Regions from separate parts of the Mus musculus genome. Here region 2 is linked to region 1. A link is a contact called in ENCODE Hi-C or POLR2A ChIA-PET data. All regions are on one chromosome and are shown on one strand. Each heading gives the region's core, a stretch centred on a gene start or an enhancer-like site at or near the end of the contact. The rest is flanking DNA. Distances are from core to core; before and after follow the strand shown. Region 1 holds the start of Ldlr (low density lipoprotein receptor). Region 2 holds the start of Spc24 (SPC24, NDC80 kinetochore complex component, homolog (S. cerevisiae)).

Region 1 (4,032 bases), core at 363-2,862:
TCTCCCCTCTCCCTCTCTCTTAGTCCAGGGTTCACTGTATAGCCCTGCCTGCCCTGGAAATCACAGGAATCCACCTGCCTCTGCCTTCCAGGTGCTGAGACTACAGGTGTGCCCCAGGATGCCCAGCTCAGCCAGGCTGTCTCAAGGAAGCATCCCCAGGGATTGTCCAGTTGACAGCTACTCACAGCTAACTGAAGGGCACTCCTGCCAAGCTCCTGTGGGGTCAGAACCGAAGCTGGTTCTGAGGAGGAAAAAGCAATTAAAATGTTCTTGGCCAGCCAGGCTGACTGCAAGAAAAGCAGTAACCCAGGCATTCATGGACCCTGGTTCTATCCATGGTGTCCCCAAATCCAGGCATGGTGGCACATGCCTGTCATCCCAACACTCCCGAGCTGAGGCAGGAGAATTAGGGGCTAGAGACTACACAGTGACTTATAGGCCAGCCTAGGCTACATGAGACCCTGTCTATAAAGTGAGGGAGAGGTGGAGCACTTTTCCCAGTGCTGCAAAGAAGTTGTTGGTGAGATTGTAACACCATCTCCCTTCCTGTCCAAATTCCAACGCCTCTCCTAAAACTAAAGTCCACTTTATGGATCTGTCCAATCCTACACGTTCAGAGAGTGGGAACGAACCAGGCCTGCAAAAGTCTTTGCCAGGTCCCTGGCCCTCCCTGCCTGATGGTCTCAGCTACGGGTGTCTGGGTTGCCTGAGGCACATCTGCACCAAACCAGGGAAGTAGGGACAAGGTAGGGACTGAAGGCTCACAAGGAGGACCCAGCCGGCCCGGATGTGTAGCCCCACCCCACCCGGGAGGGTCGTGCAAGCCACGCCCCTGAACATCATCCTCTTCCTCCATTGGGCGAGGGGAGTGGCTCGAGGCTCGCCTGTTCCGGCTGCACCCAATAGGAGCTCGGGGGTGCGGTGGGAGGTGGGGTTAGGGCGGAGTTTTGGGGCACGCGGCAGTAGCCGGGTTTGAGTGCAGTGTGGAGACCCCCAAGTCCTGTAACTACGACTAGCGACCCCAAAGTTGAACAGCTGGGCCTGGGTCTCCCCAGCCCTTAAAACGAATGATGGGACCCCTCCTCTTGGATTCCCTCACACATAGCTCTGAAAGACACCTCTGACTTGGGAGAGCACCCACCGGACTCCCCAAACCCACTCTGACCCCCTACAGCTCTGGCACCCTATTTCCAAAACACTTCCCTCCAGCCACGTGGGAAGGACATCACATCAAGTTCGCACGAATGGTTGTATTTCTCGACCAAAAATAAAACCACTCGGGGCTCTCCGAGTTCAGGACGGCTGCCCCTGACCCCGGGCAGGCTCCTGGCGCAAAGCCTTACCTGCAACTCCGGCAGCAGCCAGGAGCAGGGCGATGACCCAGCGACGCATCAGATCCGCGGTGCTCATCCTTAGCTTCTGCGTTGCGTCCTCACTCGGATCACAGACCCCGAAATGTTCCCGCTGCAAACACTGGATCGCGGGCCCCACGGTGTCTCGGCTGCGAATCTGGGCTCGCAAGCCTCACGGTGTCCCGGCTGCAAACTACGCCGCACGCCCAGAGTCATTCCCAGTACTAGGGGCGAGGTTTCCAGGCGGGGGAGGAGTCTGCAATGGGGTGATTTTCAAAAATCTTCACCTCACTGAGCGGGGAGGAGCTTGGAACGGCCGATGTGACATCGTCTCTTTTAACCCCTGAAGCTCCCGCAGCAGTGGGAAGTTCCTCAAATTCCTCCCACAGAATTTCACCGCTTCCCGGACACTTAGCCGCCCGCGTTGCTGTTTGAGTGTTCAAGGGACGACCCACGCCCTTCCACACCCTGGGTCGCCTTCTGACGCTTTCCTTTCCACCTCCAAAGCAAAACAGAAGTATGCGAAGCCCCCTCCCACCCCCGACCCCTACACTTCTTGCAGCAAGTTTGCTTTCCTGTCTAGGAATGGGCACATAGATTTCTGACCCAAGTACAGTTGCAGGTTTTATCTGGATCCGTCCATAAACACAAACACTCAGCGAGAAATGTATATAAAACGCGGCGGCGTGTGCGGGTGAGCGAGTTGGCTCAGTGGGTGAGGGTGCAAGCCTGAAGACCTGAGTTTGATCCCAGGGATCCACATACTGGAAGGAGAGAGAACCAGAACCAACTCCAGCAAATTGTCCTCTAACTTCCACACACACTCCCCTGTACTAATTAATTAATTAGAAAGAAGAAACATTACTTGGTTTGGGGGGTAGGACCCAGTAGTTAGAATAATTATAATTATTAATGGAAGAATTCCATAGCAAGATATGGTAACACTGAAACTAGGAAGAAGGCAGGCAGATCTCTGTGAGCAAAGTCCAAACTGGTCTGGACAGCAAGTTCCAGACTAGCCTGGGCTACACAGATTCTGTTTCCTCCTCCTCTTCTTTCCTTCTTTCTTTCTTTTCTTTCCTTTTCTTCTTTTGTTTTGTTTCTGTTTCTGTTTGTTTTGTTTTTCAAGACAAGGTTTCTCTGTGTAGCCCTGGTTGTCCTGGACTCTGTAGACCAGGCTGGCCTAGAACTCAGAGATCTGCCTGCCTCTAACTCCTGAGTGCTGGGATTAAATGTTGAGTGTTTACTACCACCCCACTACCACCTGTCAAGAGACCCTGTTTCAAAGCTAAAGTTGAAATTATTTTAAATAATTCATCTGAGAATCAATGGGTTCCTTCCTGTGTTGACAGAAATGTTGATTTTTGGTTTATTTCCTTAGGCACCTGCTGGTACCGCTTTATCCTGTTACAAGGAGTTGAACACACAGAAGGGCATCTCTTCCCTCGAAGCAAAACCAACCACATGTGGCCTTTTTCCCCTCTTGACACTGGATGGCTAAACCAGAAGGCTGTCTGCCATGGATAGAGAAGTTTTGATGAATCAAAGGCTTAGGGATTTTCTAAAAGGGACTCAGATTCTGTCCCTGCCTAGCTCCCTGCAGAACAAACCAGGGCTAGTGTGTTGGCTTAGTGCATGCAGCCAGGACTGACCTGATGTGAGTTCAAATCCGAGGACCCACATGAGAGGAGAGAACTCGTCCCTGTGACCTGCACATTCATATTGTGATGTGTCACAGGCAGTAATAAAAAAGTAAATAATACATAATGCAAAACAAACTACCAGAAGCTGAACCGTGAGACAGGAGAGAGAACGGGACACACTGCATTGGGTTGGTAGGGTACCTGGCTTCGTCCCCAGCATCACGTAAACCAAGCCTGTTGTCACAATCTGTGGTCTCAGCACTCCCCGAGGGAGGCAGGAGGACCATGAGGATAGCCTCAGCTACACAGATAGTAGAAGCCAGAAGACAGAAAGGTGTAAAAAGCTGCTTTTGTGAGTTGATTTCTCTCGGTTTTTGTTTGTTTGTTTGTTTGTTTGTTTTTGAGACAGGGTCTCTCTATTACATGGCTCTGGCTGTCCTGGAACCCACTATGTAGGCCAGGCTGGCCTCAAACTCAGAGAGATCCATCTGCCTGTCAAAGACATGTGCCACCGCCCGAACAGCTTGGTTCTTTTTCTCCCTTGAGTTTTGAGGCGCTTATGCGTGTGCTCACACGTATATGTAGGCCAGAGTTCAACGTCAGGTGTCCTCCTTGGTTGCCTCTCACCTAATTAAAACTCATGGTATTACTGAATTTTGTGTGTGTACACACATGCCCATGAGTGCTGGGGGTCAGCTAACAGCTTACAGAAGTCCGTTTTCTCCTGAGTGGGTCTCCGTCCCAGCCTGCCACACATGGCAGTTCACACATGGCAGCTCCCTGGCTTGGCAACAGGAGACTCACTATAAATAACCTGTAACTCCTGGGCTCAGTGATCCCCTTTCTCTGTCTCCTGAACAGCTGGGACTCCCCCTCCTCTGCCTTGCCCTCCCCACTGGGCCTCCTTAGAGTCACCAGGAAGGAATCTCTTCCCTGAAGTCAAGCTGTGTGCTGAGCTGGTCACAGTGGCCGGGGCCTTCCATGAGGTAGGTCTGGGTGCTGCTTCTCTGCAGCACTCTGCTCTGGCCAGCTTGTCC
Region 2 (4,196 bases), core at 17-2,516, 37 kb before region 1:
GAAATTGAACTCAGAACCTCTGGGAAAGCAGTGAGTGAGTGCTCTTAACCGCTGAGCCATCTCTCCAGCTCTGGGGTATAGGTATTTAAGGAGACAGGGTTCACTTTGTAGTTCAGGCTGGTCTGGAATTCACTCAGCACTCTGGAGTCCCATGAATGGCAATTCCTCTTCCTTAGGCTCCTGATTCCTGAGCCACCATGCTCAGCTTCGGGGTTCACTGCTCTTGTTGCCCAGGCTGGCCTGGAATTTACCTCCATCCTCAAGCTCCCATCACCTGAGTGCTACATGCTAGATACATGCTAGACTCCTACTTAAAGATTTTATTTTATTTTATTTTTGAGACAAGGTCTCTATATAATCCTGGCTCTCCTGGAGCTTTATTTGTAGACCAGGCTGGCCTCAAACTCTGGGATCTGCCTGCCTCTGCCTTCCCAGAACATTGGATGCTCTTGTAGAGAACCAGGGTTTGGCTCCCAGCACCACATGATGGCTCACAACCATCCATATCTAGCTCCAAGTGGTCAGATGCCCTTTTATGACCTCTGCTGACACATACATACATGTAGGCAAAACGTTTACCCATACACATTAAAGAAAGAGAAATAAGCCTAAAAAATAGAGACTGGTGAATGATTGTGGTGGCATGTTCCTATAATCCAACCACTAGGAGGCAGAGGTAGATGGATCTCTAACAAAGAGCTCCTGGACAGCCAGTTCTACATAGTCTCAACATCTCACAGCTCACACATCCCAACCCCCGCCAAGAAAAAAATAAACCCAATGAATCCCAGTTTTATGTATAATTAATATATTCCTAAAGTAAACTAAAAAAAAAAAACAAGCAAAAATAATAAACCATCCGTTACATTGCCCTTCAAGCAGCGACTGATACCTGCAAATTTCTCTAAGAGTCGCGCAGCTTTCCAGTTTACGCATGCGCAACAGACTCCTAACGCCCTGGACTCTCCCCGGAGTTCATAGCCCGACAATCGACGCACGCGTACCAGGCCAATCGCAAACTGGCCACGTGTGACACGCCCCCCCCCCGCGCCGCCGCCCCCCCCCCTCCCCCGCCTACGATGATTGATCCTCACACCTGAGTGACAGAAGAAATTTCGCACAGGATCTCCACAAAATGGCCGCTCCTTCCGAAGCGCTCTGTCCCCTCGCTGATTGAGTCCTGCAGGAGACGGACGTAGGAACGATCCAATGAGACTTATGCGCTCTGGGGAGGGGGCGGGGCCCGTGGTGAGACGAATTTGCGCGGGTTCGGACTCGGCGCGATCAGTCATGGCGGCTTTCCGCGACATGGTGGAGGTGAGCAACTGGCTACTGAGCCTGCTGGGGGCCAACCGCGCCGAGGCGCAGCAGCGGCGGCTGCTCGGGAGCTACGAGCAGATGATGGAGCGGCTGCTGGAGATGCAGGACGGCGCCTACCGGCAGCTTCGGGGTGAGGGCCGGTCCCCTGCGCCCCAGCCCCGGGGGACTTCTCGGGGGGAGCTGGTACTCCTGGGCCTCAGTTTCCCCATCTGACAATTGCCATGGCTCAGAGGCGTCCAGATAAGTGTCATAGCTCACAATGCGCGACTCTATACGATCGTACTTCGTAGCTCAGGCGCCTTTGGAAGTCTTTATGATCCAGCCCCCACCTCCACTCCTGCTCGCCGTTCTTGAGGGTCTTCCGAGGGAGAGCAGTCACACCCGAGCCTTGATTTCTCCACCGGTGAAACCGTTGTCATGACAACGGTTGTCATCTAGGGACTTAAGCGTAATTAAATATAGAGTTAGCAGGGCACGACCCTTTATTAACTTTCCAGGACTCAGGCTTAAATGTAGCTCTGACTAGTAGAGAACTACTTAGCTGAGAAATTCAAAGAACCTTTCAGCTCCTCAGTGCCTTGGTCACAGGTGTGAGCAATCTCCCATCTCAGTGTCCTTCCCTGTCAAAGGTTTGTTTGAACTTTGTTTTGTTTTGTTTCAAGACAGGGTTTCTCTGTGTAGCCCTGGCTGTCCTGGAACTCACTCTGTAGACCAGGCTGGTCTCGAATTCAAATCCGCCTGCCTCTGCCTCCCAAGTGCTGGGATTTAAGGCATGCGCCACCACGTCCGGCCCTGGGAACATTTTTTAAAGTTTCGTGCCTTCCCAATAGACTTGTGAACAGAGCCTGCCGTGAGCTGGACCTCGGGTGACAGCAGGGAAGGAGTCCCTTGGTGGCTGGCATCCTACTGGAGAGGAGACAGGATAACATTTGTACTGCAGTGATGGGCTGAGGAGACAAATGCTTTCTATCATTAGGAGGGGTAACATGGGCGGGACTGGGGAGGGGTTTCTGCAAAGATATTGGGGGAAACCTGAAACTGTTGAGGGGGCAGGGATACACTTGACTGGCATGCATGAAACCCTGGGTTCCATGCCAGGCATGGCAGAATGGGCCTGTCAGACCAGTGTTCCAGAGACAAGCAGGAGGGTCAGGAATGGAAGGCTGGAAGGAATTCAAAGCAGCCTGATTGACAGAAGACCAAAAGTAAAATGAGAAGTTTTATCTCTGAGATTGTAGCTCAGAGAGAACACATGTGGCTACAGGAGGCCTTGGGAGCAAGCAGTAGTAATGAAGTAAAAACCTGAGGGCTGGCAGGATGGTTCACTGGGTAGAGACACTTGGTGCCTACCTGACGATGTTAAGTTTGATTCCTGGGAGCCAGGTGGTAGAACTGACCCCTGCAGCTTGTCCTCTGACCTCCACACGCAAACCTGCTGTTTCTTCTTTGAATGAGTCATTAGCGGCTTGAACATGTGCTCTTAGAATTTGGGAGACCGAAGCAGGAGGCTGCTGAGAATTCAAGGCTAACCTCAGTTACATAATTAGCTACAGAGAAACCCTCTGTCACCCTCACCCAGGTCCCACCCCACATGCCTTTTGAGGTGGGTTCTGCGTAGGTAGTACAGTGCTTGCCTAGCATGTGTGATGGAGGCTCTAAATTCAAACCCAATACCATAAGATAATTAAAATTAAGTAATTTGATGGCTATACTTTGTGACCTGCTTCTGTAGAATAATTTGGGAGGATAAGACAGAAGGATTCTTTGAGCCCAGGAGTTTGTGGCCAACCTGGACAGCACAGTGAGACCCTCATCTTATCATTCAACATCCCCTCCCCCCAAATCATAGAGTTTATAACAGAAGCTGGCGAGGGAGCTGCACACCGACACCCCCCCCCCCCCATTCAGAGATCAGAGGCCAACCTGAGCTACATAAGACTACTTCCCAAACAAAAGATACCAAGTGCGGCTTAGTGGGTAAAAGGCCTGCCCAGCACACAGAAAGTCTTGGCTTCCACCCCCAGCACCACACAGGATGGGCATGGTGGACAACTTAGGGGCGTCACTTCTGTCCTTCTACCAAGTGGGTCCCAGAAATGGAACTCAGTCCGTCAGACTTGTTAGCATCTCATCCGGCTATTAGGATTTTTGTAGTGCTTATAGCGTAGGGTCTCTTGAGTTTAACCTAAGCCAGAGTAGAACTCTGCATCCTCCTGCCTCTGCCTCCTGAGCAATGGATGACAGCTACACACTGCCATTCTCAGTATCGCCTGTGTTCTGGCAGAGCAGGAGCAAGGCCCAGATGTTGGGAGGTGCTCAGATGTAGCAGAACTCTGACTGGGTGGTGGCATGAGGCACCGTCAGAGTTCGCCTGGGCAGAAGACAGAATGAAAGGGCACCTGCTTCTGTCCCATTGCAGAGACTCTGGCTGTGGAGGAGGAAGTGGCTCAGAGCCTTCTTGAACTGAAAGAATGTACGCGCCAGGGGGACACCGAGCTGCAGCAGCTGGAGGTGGAGCTCCAGAGGACCAGCAAGGAGGACACCTGTGTGCAGGCTAGGCTACGATATCCTTTGCTATGTCCGGTGGCCGCTCAGTGCAGTGCCAGAGTTCCTGCCTAGAATCCTCCAGAGAGAGAGGTGGGAGTGTGGCTCAGTGGTAGAGCCCCTGCCTGGAATCCCCCACTGAGGGGCTGGCTTGTGCTCTGGTAGAGCCTGCCTAGCGTGTGTCAGGTCTTAGCTTTTGTCCCTAACACTGAAGGAAGAAAAGGCCTGAGCACTTGGTGCTCTGACCTGGTGGGGCAGTGAGGTGGGTGATGGTCCTTCCTGTCTGAGCCTTGGCCTTAACCCAGTGCACTCAGCTCATCACAGAGCTGCAG

What was found. A loop is a pair of places that touch in the nucleus more often than their neighbours do. ChIA-PET counts read pairs that join two places held with the same protein, here RNA polymerase II (POLR2A).
Region 2: a map of gastrocnemius shows a loop between it and region 1 (2.1-fold over the local background). The contact joins the promoter of Spc24 here to the promoter of Ldlr in region 1. A Hi-C loop is called at or near these places in 2 of 37 maps with a recorded cell type or tissue (gastrocnemius and heart). POLR2A ChIA-PET finds 5 or more read pairs at or near these places in 4 of 5 experiments (Patski and embryonic stem cell).

The regions. Positions count from the first base shown.
Region 1 is chr9:21,721,156-21,725,187 of GRCm38, reverse strand. Ldlr (low density lipoprotein receptor) reads right to left here and starts at 1,612. Exons shown (of 18, transcript NM_010700.3): 1 at 1,344-1,612. The coding sequence starts at 1,410. Gm26511 (a long non-coding RNA gene) reads left to right here and starts at 1,832. Exons shown (of 4, transcript XR_001779098.2): 1 at 1,832-3,347; 2 at 3,857-3,981.
Region 2 is chr9:21,757,373-21,761,568 of GRCm38, reverse strand. Spc24 (SPC24, NDC80 kinetochore complex component, homolog (S. cerevisiae)) reads left to right here and starts at 1,266. Exons shown (of 5, transcript NM_026282.6): 1 at 1,266-1,450; 2 at 3,740-3,884; 3 at 4,175-4,196. The coding sequence starts at 1,291.